Regions from separate parts of the Homo sapiens genome. Here region 2 is linked to region 1. A link is an interaction called in ENCODE POLR2A ChIA-PET data of the cell type or tissue named here. Cell type or tissue: B cell. All regions are shown on one strand. Links, peaks and the distances in the headings refer to the core of each region. The heading gives the core; the rest is flanking DNA. Region 1 overlaps LOC107985563 (a long non-coding RNA gene). Region 2 has its middle 8.1 kb from the start of CYTH4.

What was found. Peaks named below come from ENCODE experiments on the same cell type or tissue, not always from the same donor. Only the 100,000 strongest peaks of a DNase experiment are listed, where the experiment ranks them.
Region 2: POLR2A ChIA-PET joins it to region 1 with 9 read pairs; 1 of 35 experiments calls an interaction of 5 or more read pairs at or near these places.

Annotation. Positions count from the first base shown.
Region 1 is chr22:39,067,440-39,075,459 of GRCh38, reverse strand. It overlaps LOC107985563 (a long non-coding RNA gene), which reads right to left. Exons shown (of 2, transcript XR_001755547.2): 2 at 5,485-6,751. Among named protein-coding and RNA genes, the nearest start is that of APOBEC3G, 5.8 kb to the left of the region's middle. RefSeq lists a silencer at 2,555-2,634 and enhancers at 4,880-5,384, 5,385-5,888. In B cell, for the core only: no CTCF peak of the experiment used is centred there; DNase peaks (open chromatin) are centred at 1,819 and 2,629; H3K4me3 peaks cover 1,430 bases; H3K27ac peaks cover 3,963 bases.
Region 2 is chr22:37,268,793-37,279,944 of GRCh38, reverse strand. No RefSeq gene overlaps it. Among named protein-coding and RNA genes, the nearest start is that of CYTH4, 8.1 kb to the left of the region's middle. RefSeq lists an enhancer at 5,293-5,462. In B cell, for the core only: no CTCF peak of the experiment used is centred there; a DNase peak (open chromatin) is centred at 5,264; H3K27ac peaks cover 430 bases.

The sequences.
Region 1 (8,020 bases), core at 344-4,343:
AAAAAAAAAAAGCAGCTGTATTATCCGTCCTCACATTGCGGTGGAGACAACATTTAAATGTACCACAATTAAGCCTGTATGTCAAAAGGTCCTTTCAGGACATGAAGGCACCAAAATTTGCCAGGTCTGTAAACCATTCAGAACTAGTCCATGGTCTGTGGTCTTCTGATCTGGAGAAAGTTACAGAAATCAGTCTCTTGCTCAGGGAAAGTAGGAATTAGGGCTGTGGAGCAGGGGCTCTGTTACTCCGTGTCCGGGCGCTGGGTGAGGTGGGATTGTTTTCATCTTTATCTGGAGGCAGTGCTTGTTTAGCTGCTAGAGCAAAAGAAAAATCTTGTGGCAGGCAGAACAGAGTTGACTGTTTAAGTGTGGGGTGTGTGATCTCACCCTTGCCTGGCACGGCCTGAGGTCCTGGTTGTGATTTGGTATCTGATTGCCATGAAGAGTCTGTTCTGGTTCTGCCCGTCTTATGATTCTGTTTTAACATTACTGCTGGTCAGTTGTGTCTAAACTGCAAAAGGGTGGGGTGATAATGAGGCGTGCCTGACCTCCCCTCCCATCATGGCTGGGAACTCAGTTTTAAGGTTTTTCTGAGATACCCCTGGCCACTGGGGGCCAAAGTTGGGGGGGATCGGTGGGGGCTAAAGACTTTATTTTTAGTTCATAGGCCTTTGGACTAAGCTCTGATTTGTTTTATTTAATCTTGCCCAAAATCCTATCTAAGGGGTCTGGGGAGTCATGCCTTACAACCCATACATCCTCATCAGAGGGGTTCTATTTTTTATTTTTTTATCTTATTGTATTTTAATGGAGGCCGAGTTTCACTCTTCTTGCCCGGACTGGACTGCAATGGTGCGGTCTCGGCTCACTGCAACCTCCGCCTCTCGGGTTCAAGCGATTCTCCTGTCTCAGCCTCCCAAGTAGCTGGGATTATAGGTCCCCGCCACCATGCCTGGCTAATTTTTGTATTTTTAGTAGAGATGGGGTTTCACCATGTTGGCCAGGCTGGTCTCGAACTCCCGACTGCAGATGATCCACCCGCCTCGGCCTCCCAAAGTGCTGGGATTACAGACATGAGCCACTGCGCCTGGCACAAATGGGTTTTATTTAACCCTATATATTGTGAGTTACTTTCCAATCTGACTCAGACACAACATTATGTGACAAAGAAGAAAGATAAAATATTTTACCCCAAAACATGTTTCTTTGCCATATCTGAAATGGCCCTGCAAAGTTGTCCCCGGTGGGGGAAAATTTGCATCTGTAAAGAACCTCTATTAACATAGCTGGATCTTTTTCTTCTAGGCCTTCCCAGTCCTAAACAGATTAACTAATTGGACCTTTTAAAGACCTGAATAGCAAACATTTGTCATCTATTATCTCTAAAGGCAGCCATTATGAGACTTCAAAATAACCTTGGTCTCCACAGTCTTTTATCTTAACTTGAACATTTCCTTTCTATGGATGCCAGGTCTCTAGACAAACTCAACCCATCCTCAACCAGAAAATGTTTAAATTTACCTGTAGCCTGGAAGCCCCCCAACCCCGCTTCCCTCACTTTGAGTCGTCTGACCTTTCAGGACTAAACCAATGTATTTCTTTTCTTTACTTTTTTTGTTTCTTTTTTTCTTTTTTCTTTTTCTTTTTCTTTTCTTTTCTTTTTTTTTTTTTTTTTGAGATTGTGTCTTGCTCTGTCGCCCAGGCTGGAGTGCAGTGGGGCAATCTTGGCTCACTGCAACCTCTGCCTCCCGGGTTCACGCGATTCTCCTGCCTCAGCCCCCTGACTAGCTGAGTTTACAGGTGCACACCACCACGCCCGGCTAACTTTTTGTGTATTTTTAGTAGAGACGCGGTTTCACTATGTTGGCCAGACTGGGCTCCATCTCCTGACCTCGTGATCCGCCCGCCTTGGCCTCCCAAAGTGCTGGGATTACAGGCATGAGACACCACGCCTGGCCTTTTCTTTTCTTTTTTTTTTTTTTTTTTTGGAACAGAGTCTTGCTCTGTCCCACAGGCTGGAGTGCAGTGGTGTGGTCTTGGCTCACTGCAACCTCTGCCTCCTGGGTTCATGCAATTCTTCTGCCTCAATCTCCCGAGTAGCTGGGATTACAGGTGCACACCACCACACCCGGGTAATTTTTTGTATTTTTAGTAGAGACGGGGTTTCACTATGTTGGCAAGGGTGGTCTTGAATTCCTGAACGCGTGATCCACCTGCCTCAGCCTCCCAAAGTGCTGGGATTACAGGTGTGAGCCACCGCGCCCAGCTCCTGTATTTCTTAAATGTATTTGATTGATGGCCCATGCCCCTCTAAAATGTATAAAACCAAGCTGCACCCCCACCACCTTGGGCACATGTTCTCAGGACCTCCTGAGGGCTGTGTCACAGGCCGTGGTCACTCGTATTTGGCTGAGAATACATCTCTTCAAATATTTTACTGAGTTTGACTCTTCGTTGACAGGCCCAAGATCCAGGTGCCCACTCCCTGTCTCCTCGGAGGGCCCGCGCTTCCGGTTCTCTGGCACCTCTGGTTCCTGGTTGCCCTTCTACTTTCTGTTCTGCTTTCTCAAAAAGCTCTGAACATCTCAAGCCTCCATGTAGTACCCAATTCTACTTTTCACTGAAAATCTTACTTAAACACCAACTTCATCACTGAGTGTTTTCTTGGCTCTTTCTCAGTCACGTTCCCTAGGCTGTGTCCTAGCCCAGAGCTGCACTGCTGGGAGGGATTTCAGAAGGGAGGGGCATGAGGAGGCAGGAGGGCTGGGTGCTGTTGGGTGTAGGAGGAATGAGGTGGGTGGAGCACGCAGGAAGGTCTGAGTGGAGGGGCTGTGAGGGTCAGGTCGGGACTCCCCTGGGAGACAGACACATAGGACAGGAACCCCTGCACTCCCCACTCAGGCCCGCCCACAGTGACTGTGGCTTGTTGCCATGTTGCCCTGTTTCTCCCAAAAATCAATATATTGAAGCCCTAACCCCTCTACCTCAATGTGTGGTTGTATTTGGAGACAGGTCCTTTTCAACAGATGATTAATTAATTCATTAATTAATATTTTTAGAGACGGAGTCTCACTCCGTTGCCCAAGCTGGAGTGCAGTGGCACCATCTCGGCTCACTGCAACCTCTGCCTCCCTGGTTCAAGCGATTCAAGCCTCAGCCTCCCGAGTAGCTGGGATTACAGGCACCTGCCACCACGCCCGGCTAATTTTTGTATTTTTAGTAGAGATGGGGTTTTGCCGTGTTGGCCAGGCTGGTCTTGAATTCCTGACCTCAGGTGATCCACCCGCCTTGGCCTCCCAAAGTGCTGGGATTGCAGGCGTGAGCCACCGCACCCAGCCAACGGATAATTAATTTCTTTTTATTTTTTATTTATTTACTTTTTGAGATGCAGCGTCACTCTGTCTTCCAGGCTGGAGTGCAATGGCACGATCTCAGCTCACTGCAACCTCTGCCTCCCGGGTTCCAGCGATTCGCCTGCCTCAGCCTCCGGAGTAGCTGAGATTACAGGCGTCCACTACCACGCCCGGATAATTTTTTTATATTTTTAGTAGAGACGGGGTTTCACCATGTTGACCAGGCTTGTTTCCAACTCCTGACCTCAAGTGATCTGCTGGCCTCAGCCTCTCAAAGTGCTAGGATTACAGGCGTGAACCACCACGCCCGGCCGAGATGATTACTTTAAACGAGACCTCTAGTGTGGGCACAAATTCGCTTGGCGGGGGTCCATCAAGGAGAAGGGTGGCCAAGTGCCCTGGCTCATGCCTTTAATCCCAGCACTTTGGGAGGCCGAGGTGGGCAGTCAGGAATTCGAGACCAGCCTGGCCAACACGGTGAAACCCCATCTCTACTAAAAAACACAAAAATTAGTAGAGTGGTTCTGGGCACCTGTAATCCCAGCTACTCAGGAGGATGAGGCAGGAGAATTGCTTGAACCTAGGAGGCAGAGGTTGCAGTGAGCAGTGATTCTACCGCTGCACTTCAGCCTGGGCAACAGAGTGAAACCTCCTCTCAAAAAAAAAAAAAAAAAAAAAGCCTGGATACAATGGCTCATACCTGTAATCCCAGCACTTTGGGAGGCCGAGGAGGGTGGATCACCTGAGCTCACAAGTTCAAGACCAGCCTGAGCAACATGGAGAAACCCCATCTCTACTAAAACTACAAAATTAGCCGGGCGTGGTGGCGCATGCCTGTAGTCCCAACTACTGGGGAGGCTGAGGCAGGAGAATCGCTTGAACTCGGAAGGCAGAGGTAGCAGTGAGCTGAGATTGTGCCACTGCACTCCAGCCTGGACAGCAAGAGCAAAACTCTGTCTCAAAAAAAAAAAAAAGTTGATATTTGGAGGCAGAGAGATCCCAGAGGTGCAGGTGCAAAGAGGAAAGGCCACAGAGGACACAGCCAGAAGAGACTCTCTGCCAGCCAGGAGGAGCGGCCTCAGAGCAAACAACCCAACCCACCCCGCGAACGTGTACTTGCAGCCTCCAGATCTGTGAGAAAATAAATGCCTGCCATGTGGGCACGTGACTCGGGGCATCTTCTGTGGAGGCCACAGCATGAAGGGGTCATTTTTATAGAGAGTCTCATTCTCTAATAACTTACATCTGCCTTGAAAATATTGAGTCAAATTTAAAGTGTGGAGAAGAGCCTCTAAATTTCACATGTCATTCGCAAAGAAAGAATTGTAATTTGGGACATACACGCAGTCCGGGTGGTGTTCACCATATCAGGAGACCCATCTGCCCCCCATGCTGTCCCTCCTGCACCCAGTCACCTCAGCCCCCCACGTCTCACCTTTGTAGCCCACGAACTCCATGGAGGCCCCTTCCTGACTCAGCCTGTGGAGCCCCTGCTGGTAATATGGACACTGGAAGTAGTAGAGGCGGGCGGCAAAGATGGTGAGCTTCACGTTGCTGTGCCTGGCCAGGAACTTGCCACCTCCCCTGCACACTCTGGGCAAGGGCTCCAAGATGTGTACCAGGTGACCTGGTAGTTTTTGTTAGGAGACAGTGTGTTGTCGCAGAACCAAGAGAGGAAGCACCTTTCTGCATGACTATGGGTCTCAGGATTGACCTGGGAAGGAGGAGGAGGAAGGCAGGGGGAGCTCAGACTAGGAGCAGGAGGAGTGCGGGAGTGGGGCGATGGGAGCAGAGAGTGGGCCTGGAGCCCCAGGGCATTTCCTTATTTATTTATTTTTGAGACAGGGTCTCTCTCTGTTGCCCAGGCTGGGGTGCAGTGGTGCGATCTGGGCTCACTGCAGCCTTGACCTCCCAGGCTCAAGGGATCTTCCTACCTCAGCCTCCTGATTAGCTGGGACTGCAGGCGCGTGCCACCACACCTGGCTAATTTTTTTTGTATGTTTTCATATCTTTTTGTATAGATGGGTTTCGCATGTTGCCTAGGCTGATCTCAAACTCTTGGGCTCAAGCGATCCTCCTGCCTCAGCCTTCCAGAGTTCCAGAGTTCTAGGACTATGAGCATAAACCACCATGCAAGTCCTTATTTTATTTATTTACTTTTCATTTTTCTGGGTACATAGTAGGTCCCAGTGCATTTTGTTCATTGAGATTCGCTTCCATCCTTCTCCTTCCTTCTTTATTTTTAATTTTTATTTTTTTCTGAGACAGAGTCTCACTCTGTAGCCAGGCTCGAGTGCAATGGCACAATCTCGTCTCACTGCAACCTCTGTCTCCCAGGTTCAAGGGATTTTCCTACCTCAGCTTCCCAAGTAGGTGGGACTACAGGCTCGTGACACCATGCCCATCTAAATGTTGTATTTTTAGTAGCGACAGGGTTTCACCGTATTGGCCAGGCTGGTCTCGAACTCCCGACCTCGTGATCCGCCCGCCTCAGCCTCCCAAAGTGCTGGAATTACAGGCGTGAGCCACCGCACCCGTCCCCTTCCTTCTTTATTCTATTGAGTCTTTCCCTGTTTCATCATGTCCTCGAGCACGAATTCTGGCATCCTTTCTCCCAGGCATCCATTCACCAGGCATCCTCAGCCCCTGCTGTGGCCTGGCCCTCTGGGGTCAGCCTTGTTCCCTGCCTGTCTTCTGCTGGGGAGGCCATTGGAACAGCATTGTCCCGTGGAGTTGAAGGTTGACCACAGAAGCTACTGAGCACCTGAAATAGGGCTCTGATTAGAGACTTTGGCACGTGTAAAATACACAGCTCATTCCAAAATCTCAGTGTGAGAATAAGACGAACTTTAACTCTCTCATGAGGAATTTTTTTTTTTTTTGAGATGGGGTCTCACTCTGTCACCAGGCTGGAGTGCAGTGGAGAGATCTCGGCTCACTGCAACGTCTGTATTCTGGGTTCAAGTGATTCTCCTGCCTCAGCCTCCTGAGTAGCTGCGATTACAGGTGTGCGCCACCACGCCCTGCTAATGTTTGCCTTTTTAGTAGAGACGGGGTTTCACCATGTTGGCCAGGATGGTCTCGATCTCCTGACCTCGTGATCCACCCACCTCGGCCTCCTAAAGGACAATATTTAAATGTACTACAATTAAGCCTGTATGTCAAAGGGTCTTTTCAGGACATGAAGGCACCGAAATTTGCCAGGTCTGTAAACCATGCAGAACCAGTCTGTTGTCAGTGGTCTTCTGATCTGGAGGAAGTTACTGAAATCAGTCTCTTGCCCAGGGAAAGCTGGAGTTAGGGCTGTGGAGCAGGGGCTCTGTTGCTCCGTGTCAGCGCGCTGGATGAGCTGCGATTGTTTTCATCTTCTTTATCTCGAGGCAGTTCTTGTTTAGCTGCTAAACAAGCAAAAGAAAAACCTTGTGGCAGGCAGAACAGAGTTGACTGTTGAAGTGTAGGGTGTGTGACCTCACCCTTGCCTGGCACGGCCTGAGGTCCTGGTTGTGATTTGGTATCTGATTGCCATGAAGAGTCTGTTCTGGTTCTGCCGGTCTTATGATTCTGTTTTAACATTACTGCTGGTCAGTTGTGTCTAAACTGCAAAAGGGAGGGGTGATAATGAGGCGTGCCTGACCTCCCCTCCCATCATGGCCAGGAACTCAGTTTTAAGGTTTTTCTGAGATACCTTTGGCCACTAGGGGCCAAAGTTGGTAAGTGGGGGCTAAGGATTCTATTTTTAGTTATAGGCGTGAGGACTAAGCTCTGATTTTTTTTTTTTATCTTTCCCAAATTCCTACCTGTCAGTCCTCTGAGCCCAGCCTGCGAGTATACATCCAGATGGCCTGAGGCACTGAAGAACCACAAAAGAAGTGAAAATGGCCGGTTCCTGCCTGAACTGATGACATTACTTTGTGAAATCCGTTCTCCTGGACAATGAGTCTCAGAAGCTCCCCCACCAAGCACCTTGTAACCCCCACCCCTGCCCGCAAGAGAAAAATCCCCTTTGACTGTAATTTTCCACTACTCACCCAAATCCTATAAAACTGTCCCACCCCTATCACTCTTATCCTGCTCAATGCCAATATCCCAACCCACAGCAGGCTTTAAAAAGGTTAAAGCCTCTTATCACCAGCCTGTTACAATATGGCTTTTTAAAGCCTACAAACTCTCCTTACAACTCTCCTGTCCTACCTGTCCAAAAACTGGACAAGTATTACAGGTTAGTTCAGGATCTGTGCCTTATCAACCAAATTGTTTTGCCTATCCACCCGGTGGTGCCCAACCCGTACACTCTTTGTCCTCAATACCTTCCTCCACAACTCACTATTCCGTTCTTGATCTTAAAGATGCTTTTTTCACTGTTCCCCTGCACCCCTCATACCAGCCTCTCTTTGCTTTTACCTGGACTGACCTTGACACCATCAGTCCCAGCAGCTTACCTGGGCTGTCCTGCCACAAGACTTCAGGGACAGCCCTCATTACTTCAGCCAGGTTCTTTCTCATGATTTACTTTCTTTCCGTCCATCTACTTCTCACATTATTCAATATTTTGATGATCTTCTACTTTATAGCCCCTCCTTTGAATCTTCTCAACAAGACACCCTCCTGCTCCTTTAACATTTATTCTCCAAAGGATATCGGGTATCCCCCTCCAAAGCTCAAATTTT
Region 2 (11,152 bases), core at 2,828-6,827, 1.8 Mb after region 1:
GGTTTCCTCTGGACTTCGCCACGGCGCCTTTGCGGATTCTGCTTTGAGTCCTTTCACTGCCATAGATCATAGCCGTAAGTATGACCATGAGCTGAGTCCTGGGAGTCCACCTAGTAAACCACTGAACCTGGGATGGCCTTGGGGAAGGCTGCCTGATCTTGCGGCTGATCCAGTAAATGTGTCTTGACCAGGCCACGGTTTGGCATCTGACACTTCCCTTTTGTCTGATGGATGGTCACGGTTGTGTGGTTCAGCTATTGTTACTGTCTTATTCTCTAAGACATACCTCAAATACCACCTCCTCTGTGAGGTCCGTTGTGATGACACCTCCCCTCCCTCTTTCCCACAACGCTGGTCATGTTTAACGGCTTATATGCAGACAGCCTGGGAGGGAGGGACTCTTTCACTGTGAGCAGCAAAGAGTTTAGCAGAACTGACTTCATCATTTTCTCCGTCACTCCTTGTCCAGGTTTGGCTGCAAGATTTGCTGGGAACCAATAGCACAGGCAATGAGGAGAGCAGGAAGCTGGACCCAGGGGAGTCACAGAGAACTGGATTTGAATCCTGACTCAGCTCTTGTGAGCTGTGTGATCTTCTTCCTTCCCCTCCGAGCCTCATTTTTAATCATTTAAAATCATCTACAAAATGGAGACAGTTCAGGTTAGGTTTGCCTACATGAAACAGAAAACCCAAATAATAATAATGGTTTAAAGAAACTAGAGGTTTATTGATCTCTTACAAGAAAGAAACCTGAAGTGGGCAACACATGGCTGCCCTGTAGCAGCCTGGGCATGGATCCAGGATCCTTCTAACTTTCGGCTGCTGTCCTCAAATTCTCTTCATGGTCCAAAGTGGCTGCTTGATCTCCAGCTATCATGTCTAAATTCCAGGTAGGAGGAAGGATGAAAACGGGAAGGAATCCCCTTAAAACTTTCTGGCCTGAGATCAGTCCTTCTGCGCTACATCAGGCTCTGGTTCCCACCTGTGTACCAGGCAGGGGATCCGCAGTTGGTTCTGGGACAACAAATGAGAGTCTCCAAACACGAGATCTGGGAGGTCCTAAAAAAACCATCACTGCTATTTCTGGAGTGCCTGCTATGGAGTGCCAGACACTGTGCTAAGTGCTTGTCATCTCATTTAACCCTTTCCACCATTCAACAAATTACATTATTACAACCCCTCTTTCATAGATGAGGGAACTGAGTTCAGAGAGGTTAAATCACTTGCCCAAGGTCACGCAGCCAGGAGAAAGCAAAGTTCAGATTCAAGCCCTGAACTGTCTGACTTCAGATCCCCACACTCAGCTTGTACAAGCGTCACTTTAAACATTTCAGAAGTTCACCGACCTGCCCTCCCCACTCCCTGCACTTCCTTTGAGGGAGAGATAGGAAGGGTCTAGCATCTGAATCAAATAATAGCAAAACCATCTGGGTAACATCTTCTGTTTGTCCAAAAGCTCAGAATTCCTCACGTGATGCCAATGGCCCAAGGGCGAGAGAGATGGAAGAAGCTTAGAGGAGGTCTGATTCCATGGCCTCATCTTACAGATGGGAAACGGAGGCTGGGAGAGGGAAGGGACTTAACAGAGTGAGTTAGAAGCAGAATCTGCCCTTAAGCCCATTTTGGCTGCACAGTCAGAGTGCCCATCCATCCATCCATCCATCCATCCATCCATTCATTTATTTATTCCTTTGATGTTTATTGAAGGCCTGCTATGAGCCGTGCACTGTTCCTGGCATTGGCACAGACAAACGTCCTGCCCTCATGGGGCACATGGTTGAGTCACTAGGCCAGATGGGAGGTGGCAGGTGGTGGGCAAGGTGTGTGTTGGGGGAGTGAATCCTCTCTGCAGTCCTTCCCCTTTCTCATTTTCTCTGATTTCTGATTTTTTCCTCAAGGATTCAGAACTGGAGACAGCGTCCTGGAGGCTCTCATAGTGGAGCATCCTGAAACTGCTGAAGGTCTGCCTGTGAACCTGAGCTGTGAGTAGGGTTTCCAGAGCACAGATCTCTCTAGATGTGCCTGATTTCCCCCAGACCTGTCACTCCTCATCCAGTGACCAAGAGCACGGGCAATGGGAGAGAAGGAAGCTGGATCCAGGAAGGAGGGCCTGCGACCCAGTAAGCCATAGGCAGGGATGGGGGTCAAGGGCAGTGGGGCACATGCTGATGTTCAAGTTCTAGAACTTGCCCGTAACGCAGAGGCTCCTCCTAGCACCACTGATAACAGAGAATTTGGGGAAGAGCTCAAAGGCTCATCGGAGAGCGAATGGTTAAAAAAATTGTACCGTGTCTGGATGATGGGTCAGTGCGAGTCATGAAAGAGAAGAATTACGATGTAGGATTCAAGCATCTACTTCCAGTTGTATGTAATGTTAACTCAGACCAGCTTAAATGGGAACTGAGCGGCTCAGTCTCTCAACAGTCTGGAACGGGGTTGGCCTTGGGGATAGAGATAGCAGAGACTCTTTTTTATTTTTATTTTTTAAGATGGAGTCTCACTCTGTTGCCCAGGTTGGAGTGCAGTGGTGCGGTCTTGGCTCACTGCAATCTCCGCCTCCAGGGTTCAAGTCATTCTCCTGCCTCAGCCTCCCAAGTAGCTGGGATTACAAGCACCTGCAACCACGCCTGGCTAATTTTTTTTTTTTTTTGTATTTTTAGTAGAGATGGGCTTTCACCATGTTGGCCAGGCTGGAACTCCTGACCTCGTGATCTGCCCTCCTTGGCCTCCCAAAGTGCTGGGATTACAGGCGTGAACCACCGTGCCCAGCCTACCCGAGACTCTTAAGTGTCCTTGTTAATTCTCTCCCTCCCTCTCTGTCTCTCAGTTCCAGGCTCACATCAAATCATCTTTGATTTCAGAGAGAGGGCTTACCAAAGAGAAATTTCCCAGGAAAAGACTGTGATTGGCTAGGCCTGGGTCATGTGCCCCACCCCTGGAACAATCATTGCAACAGCGTGGGAGAAACAGCATGATGGGTCAGGCCTGGGTTATGTGCCCAGCCATGTGGCCAGAAGGGAGGTGAGAGGGGATGGACAGGCCCACCAGAGCCACAAGGTGAGGGGCATTTCTCTAAAAAAAGGAAAGCTAGGCAGATAAAAACAACATTCACTCTTGCTATGTATTTATTTATTGAGACAGAGTCTTTCTCTGTCTCCCAGGCTGGAGTGCAGTGGCAGCTCACTGCAACTTCTGATTCCCAGGCTCAAATGATGCTCATGCCTCAGCCTCCCGAGTAGCTGGGACTACAGGCACACACCACCATGCTCAGATAACTTTTTGTATTTTTTTTTAGTAGAGACAGGGTTTCACCATGTTGGTCAGGCTAGTCTTGAACTCCTGGCCTCAAGTGATCAGCCCGCTTCAGCCTCCCAACGTGCTAGAATTACAAGCATGAGCCATCGCACCTGGCCCCCTCTTGCTATTTTTGATCCTAGGTTATATTGATAAACATGGAAAGTTATCCTCGACATAGAACTGTGAGTTTGTGTGTTTTCATGTAGCCTGGGGATCGGGAGCCCAGACTCGGGATCCAGACGGTCTGGGCTCAAATTCCAGCCTTGCCACTTTCTTACCATGGTCTTAGGTGATTGACTTCACCTCCCTGAGCCTCAGTTTCTTCATCTGTAAAATAGGCATAATAAGGGTGCTTGCCTCATATCATTGGTGACGGGATCTCTGAGTCAAGCTGTGTCAAGTGTGTTGGAGTGGCGCTCGGTCTGTCGTCAGTTTTTGATCGATGTTAGCGGTTGGAGAGGCCTAGAGCAGGGGTTGCCAGCTTGAATGCCCTGAAGGGTGAGACAATAAGCAAATGAGGGGAGTGGGCCCACTTAGGGACACAGCGGGGAACGGTGGGGACTGTAGCAAAATGGAGTGGCTTGTCCCATATGAAGTGGGCAGCTGGTCCTGGCCCCAGCTGACTGCCACCATGGAGAGACAAGAGTACAGGATGGCTGGTTTCTCTGTTTTCCAAGCATGGCTGCATTCATCTGCTTTTGTGTGAGATTCATCCTCAAGTAGTTTGACAAAATGGCAAAATGCTGAGCTGGAGAACATGGTGGAGGCCAACGCCATGGGCTGGATGTGGTTCGTGGCTCGCCCACTCACTGCCTCCCAGGTAAGCAGATGATGAAAGATCTTATCTGGAAAGGACAGTCACCAATGTGGTGACAGTCACTGTCCCTGTGTTGTAGGATTTACGGTGATTTGAATCTTCTTGGTATTTAGACATTTTATTCATCACCACCAACAACAAAAGAGAGGGTAGGAGCTGTGGGAAAAGGGGTTGGGAGGAGCGTGGGGAGAGAAGGTGGACAGGGTGGTGGCCACATTCAGGGTGCTTGCGGGAGCCCAGAATGTCAGTCTCCGCATGTTAACACACACCAGCCTTGACGCCTAGCAGAGGCTGAGCAGGGTGGGGGCCAAAGCTGCCTTCTCCGTTTCTCCTTAACGGTGTCCCACGTAGGTGACCTCCCTCTTGCCTGAGAACCCCTGGACTTGGGTTCAAATCCCAACATTACCAGTGTGGGATTTGCGACTTTACCTCTGCGTCTGTGTCCCTGTCTGCAAAGCGAATGTAGTCAGGCCTCCTCTCCTGTGTAGATGAAGGGATTGCAAAAGCAAGCCAGGAAGGACATAGCCCAGCTTCGAGTGACAGGTGTGCCACACACGCGGATGTCTGAGCACCTGGTCCTGCCGTCTGGAGATGGTGTGCATCCTGCATCTATGGGCACTTCAACCCAAGCGGGGGAATCAAGTGCTGGGATTTCAAATGGAGGGACAATTTTAGGTGAGATTATCTCATACCTCATACCTCGTAGATGGCTACGAGTTCTGAGCACAGACTCTGAGCCAGGCTGACAGCTGGGTGCTGGGGACAGAAAATTAAACAGCCAGCACCCATGCTCTGCGATAAGCCCAGGGCACAGAGGGGCTCTTAACCCATTCAGTGAGCATGAATGCTCATCTGGAGTCTTGACTGTTTGGTCTGAGGATTGAAATCAGTAGTTTGACACTATTGAAGGTCAAACAGGACTTTTTGAGGGAGAAGGTGAGGAGACGGTGTCCCTGGCTGTAGGAACAGCCAAATGTAAGGGCTGGGTGGCTTGAGAGGGAATGCAGAGGCGCTGGGCACGAGGCTGGTCTAGTTCTGCTTTGGGTTTCTCCCTCTCCCCCACGCCCCTGGGCCTCTACCCTCGACTCAGCTGCTCCCTGACTCCCACTTCCCCTTTCCAACCAGGCAGCTGTAGTTTTGGGACTGGGCCCTTTTCTGCTAGGGACAGGAAAACACACTTGCAGGTCCAGTGCATGCATGCGTATCACGTGCACGAAGAGGGGCCCTGGGTTCTGCCCCGCGCCAAAGTCACTGCGGTAGGGGCCTGGAGGAAGCCCAAGGTCTCCTGCGGGCCCAGGAGGTGTGTCATGGGGTGGGATGGATGGAGGTTCCAGACAAACCAGGGGCAGCCTCTCTCTGTGTCACTCCTCCCTGAGGTCACAGATGGCTGCTGCAGTCTCAGGTGTCACATCCTGACTTGACCATGCCTACCCTGGCTGCGCTCAGCCCCTGTGGCCAGGGTGGGTCCATGCTCACACCTGGATGCAAGGGATCCTGGGAACATAGCCCCTGGCATTGGCAGCATCGAGGTGGGAGGTGGGGAGGAGGGGGCTGCTGGTGGGAATGAAGGGACCAGCCTGTGAGATCCTGGAGGGGCCATCATGGGAATAAGGGGGAGCAGCAGAGGGATGGATGAAGGAACCCAGGTGTGGTCAGAGGCTCCCAGATGAGGGCCTTCCAGGAAGTGACTGGCCATATCCCTGGCTGCTGGGAGGTGGAGGTCTCCAATGTCCATGGGGTCAGCAAGGGGCTGGGGGTGAGCGGTGGGGAGGAAAGGAGGGGAGGAAGTGGAGGGTGTGAGGTGGGGCAGGGACGAGGGCTGGGAGAGGTGGGATCCGCTGCAGCCCGAGGGGGTGGGTTGAAGAGGGTGTTTTCGGGAAAGAAGCAACTTGACTTAAGTCAAGCTGCAAGAGGCCCGAGGTGTTTCTGAGTAGAGAGGAGGAGGAGGAGAGCAGGGCACGGGAGAGGACGGCAGGCTAAGAGGAAAGTCCGGAGGACCCTCTCCCCACGGGGAGGGTAAGGCTGGAACCTGCAATCCTGTCATCTGAAGGTGACTGTTTCCCATTTGACAGACCAGGAAACTGAGGTTCAGGGAGTCCTCAGTGGCAGGCCAGGGCTCCAGCCCAGAGTTTGGTTGTGACTTCTGAGTGGTCATGGTTAAGGCTGACTCATCTTTCTGGGACGTGAGTTCTAGCTCTTTCGGAGCCCACTCCTTCAGTGTCTGTGGGAGTCCTTTAAAAGATTGAAATCAGTAGTTAAACCCGTGTCCGCTTCAGTCTACCACGGAGTCTCATTTTTTGCCCGAAAGTATAATTGTAGAGCTCCAACCAAATGGATTCACACAGGATCTCCGGTTACACGTGATCGCTGGGTCCCTCTGTCCCCATTTCTGCCATTGTGTTCTTGTGTCTTTGGCTTCTACGTCCACATTTATGGGCCCTGGGGCGTGGGGGAGGCCAGGGCTACTTGCTGGACACCCTCCAGAACCAACCCCACCCCAGGGCAGCGCTGGGGCTCCCCGGGTCCTCCTGCTTTGAAAACTGAGTGGCCGAAACACTTCTGTGGGCTCTGAGGGCAGGGCTGGATGATTTTGTGTTTTGTGTTTCTTTGAGACAAGGTCTAGCTCTGTTGCCCAGGCTGGAGTGCAGTGGAGCAAACACAGCTCACTGCAGCCTTGACCTCCCAGGCTCAAGCGATCCTCCCACCTCAGCCTCCCAAGTAGTAGGACTACAGTCACATGCCACCATGCCTAATTTTTTTTTTTTTTTGTAGAGACAGGGGTCTTGCCATGTTGTCCAGGCTGGTCTCTAAACCCTGGGCTCAAAGGATCCTCCTGCTTTGTCTCCGAAAGTGCTGGGATTACAGGCGTGAGCCACTGTGCTGGGGCCAGGGCTGGGTATTTTGAAAGATACTCAGGGTTGGGTGTGGTGGCTGACGCCTGTAATCCCAGCATTTTGGGAGGCCGAGGTGGGTGGATTGCCTGTGGTCAGGAGTTCGAGACCAACCTGGCCAACATGGTGAAACCCGTCTCTACTAAAAATACAAAAAATTTAGCTGTGCGTGGTGGTGTGTTCCTGTAATCCCAGCTACGTGGGAGGCCGAGACAGGGGAATCACTTGAACCTGGGAGGCAGAGGTCGCAGTGAGCTGAGATTTCACCACTGCACTCCAGCCTCGGCAACAGAATGGAAAAAAAAAAAAAGAAAAGAAAAGATGCTCCGGATTTTGCCTTCTGGAGTGTAAAGCTAGACAGGGGCACCTCAGAATTGGTTGGTTTGCATGTGAAAGTCATTTTCTCTCTCTAGGAATTAGCTAACCCTGGGAGAGGTGCTAATTCTTAGTCACGAGGTCCCAGATGCCGGAGCCTCAAGAATATAGAAAGTAAGAAAATACAGTTAATATATTACATCTAGTTAGTACACTGGGCTGGTCTGGCTTCCTGCTGCATCTCCAGCACTTACAACAACCTGGCACACAATAGATGGTCAAAACACGCTTCTTGAAGGAATGAGGCTGGGTCGTGTTTGTGAAGGGCTGATGTGTGTCACATGAAGTGCCCCTGTCTGACTTTACACTCCAGAAGGCAAAATCCTGAGTATGGCGAAATCTCGGTTCACTGCAACCTCCACCTCCCGGGTTCAAGCGATTCCCCTGCCTTAGCCTCCCCGGGAGCTGGGATTATAGGCATGCGCCACCATGCACAGCTAATTTTTTTGTATTTTTAGTAGAGGTGGGGTTTCACCATGTTGGCCAGGCTGGTCTCGAACTCCTGACCTCAGGTAATCTGTCCGCCTCAGCCTCCCAAAGTGCTGGGAGGACTAGCTTCTTTCTGGTGTCAGCCAGCAGCTCCTTGGATTCCAATGAGTCACCCTGGCTTTGAACCTCAGTGCCTCCACCCGTGAGCTGCAGCAGCATCAGTCAGGCTCAGCCTTTCCATCTGTAAAATGCGGATACCGTGGAATGTCTCAGCAGCTTGGGAAGATCAGAGGGAGCAAAGGCAGAAGACAGGGGCTGGCTGTGTTTTCTTGAGATTTAGGAAAGATGATCTTAGGGAGGGAAACTCAAACCTGGATACACACCAGCCTCACCTGGGGTATCTGTTAAGATATAGACTCCCAAGTTCTGAGTCTGTCTCTCCGATGGAGGGACCTGGAATCATTATTTCAAACATGCTCTCAGATGCCTGTGACCCCAGTAAGGGCCATGCTGTCCTCCAGGTTCTGTAAAGATGTCAGGACATGCTCTGGGCTTCGGCCTTCAGCGAAGAAGTTCTTTTAAGTAACAAGGAAGCCACTTCTTTGCTTGCTGTTGAGGGCATGATGTCACCCAGTGCCTCTTACAGCAGAGCACGTAAGAGCTTTCGCCTGGCATGGTGTTAAGAAAACCCATCTCGCTAAGAAACTGACATGCTTCTCCTTTTCCAGTAAGGAGAACTGAGTAATGTATCCTGTTTCCCTTTTTGCCCCAGCTGCCAGGAAGCTCAGGCCAATCCGAATCTCATCAGCAACAACTCATCATTTGGCATATTTCCCTCTGCTTTTCTCATTGGTCTTGATCTTCTACTTTTGTATTCCTAGCTTTTTGTGTATGTGGGAGATGGAGATTCTCAATATAAAAGGAAAGGAGGAGGGAAGGAAGAAAGGCAGAATAAAGATATCCATCATGGGACACCACACTTAAAATTTTGGCCGCCAGCCTGCTGTGTGCCCTCAGGTCACTCACTCTCACTCTCTGATTCCCTCTACCCTCCTCACCCCCATCAGTCTCCCCTGCAGCCTCTCCTTTCTCTGTCTTCCCTGAAATGTTTATTCCCTTATTCATTCAACATATATTTATGGAATACCTATCTGTTCTGCTCCATAACAAATGACTTTGAAACGTCTTAGTGGATTTAAACAGCATTGATTTTGCTCACGAATCCGCAGTCTAGGCAGGGTCCCCCTGGGAGAGCCGGTCTCTGCTCTTCTTGAGGTCGGCTGGGGTGTTAATATCTGAAGGCTCAAACATGTGTCATTTCTTGGTGTTGGGGGAACACTAGCTATTTTCAAAATCTTCCCATCTAACTATTTTGAAATATACAAAAATCGTCCGCTATAGACTTCCTGCTGTGTTATAGAACGATAGAGATCATTCCTCCTATCCGGCTGTCATTTTGTACTTGTTAACCAATCTCTTCCTCCCCTCTGCTCCCCGATCCCCTTTCTATCCTCTGGTGACCTCCATTCTACTCTCTGCCTCTGTGAGATTGACTTTTTAGCTCCTACATATGAGAGACAATTTGTCTTCCTGCGCCTGACTTAATTCACTAACATAATGTCCTCCAGGCTCATCCGTGTTGTTGCAAATGATGATATTTCATTATTTTTTATGGCTGAGTAATATTCCACTGTGTATATGTATCACATTTTCTTTATCTATTCATCCACTGATAGACACTTAGGTTGCTCCCATATCTTGGCTATTGTGAATAATGACACAATAAACATGGGAGTACAGACATCTCTTCAACATGCTGATTTTCTTTCCTTTGGACATATACCCAGGAGTGGGATTGCAGGATCATATGGTAGCGCTAGTTGTAGTTTTTTGAGGAAGCTCCGGACTGTTTTCCATAACAGCTGTACTGATTTACATCCCCACCAACAGTGGCCGAGTTCCCCTTTCTCTGCATTCTTGCCAGCATTTGCCATGTTCTGTCTTTTTGATTATAGCAATTTTAACTGGGGTGAGATAATATCTTATTGTGGTTTTATTGTATTTCCCTGACGACTGGCAACGTTGAACATTTGTTTTTCATGTTATCTGTTGGCTATCTGCATGTCTTCTTTTGAGAAATGTCTATTCAAGTCTTTTGCCCATTTAAAAATTGTATTTTTTTTTCTTCCTGTTGAGTTATTTGAGCTCCTTCTGTGTTCTGGACATTAATTCTTTGTTGGGTGGATAGTTTGCAAATATTCCCTCCCATTCTATAGGTTGCCTCTTCTCTCTGTGGATTGTTTCCTTTGCCATGCAGATGTTTTTGGCTTGTTGCATTCCCCATTTGTCTATTTTTGCTTTTGTTGCCTGTGCTTTCGAGGTCTTATAAAAAAAAAAAACACTTTGTCCAGACCAATGTCCTGAGGCATTTTCTCTATGCTTTCTTCTAGTACTTTCCTAGTTTCGAGTCTTACATTTATGTCTTTAATCCATTTTGAGCTGATTTTTGTGTGTGGTGGGAGACAGGGGTCTAGGTTCCTTCTTCTGCATGCTGATATCCAATTTTCCTGGTCCACTTACTGAAGAGACTGTCCTTTCCTCAGTGTATATTCTTGGTGCCTTTGTAAAAAACCATTTGGCTGTAAATACGTGGATTTATATCTGGGTTTTCTATTCTGTTCCATTGGTCTATGTGTCCATTTTTGTTTTTGTTTTTGTTTTCTGAGACAGAGTCTTACTTCTTGCCCAGGCTGGAGTGCAGCAGCGCCATCTCCGCTCACTGCAATCTCCACCTCCCGGGTTCAAGCGATCCTCCCACCTCAGCCTCCCAAGTAGCTGGGAATACAGGCAAAAGCCACCATGGTTGGCTAATTTTTGTAGTTTTAGTAGAGACGGGGTTTCACCTTGTTGGCCAGGCTGGTCTTGAACTCTGACCTCAAGTGAACTCCTGCCTCAGCCTCCCAAAGTGCTGGGAATACAGCTGTGAGCCACTGCACCTGGCCTATGTGTCTACTTTTATGCCAGTACCATGCTGTTTTGGTTACTATAGCCTGGTGGTATGTTTTGAAGTCAGGTAGTGTGATGCCTCCAGCTTTCTTCCTTTTGCTCAAAGGCCCTGAATGCTTTGTCCATACAGATTGCATACAGATTTTAGGATTTTTTTTTTCTATTTCTGTGATGAATGTCATTGATATTTTGGTAAAGATTATATTGAATCTGTAGATCCCTTTGTGTGGTATGGACATTTTAACAATATTAATTCTTCCAATCCATGAACATGGGTTATTTTTCCATGTTTTTGTGTCCTCTTCAGTTTCTCTCATCAGTGTTTTATAATTTTCAT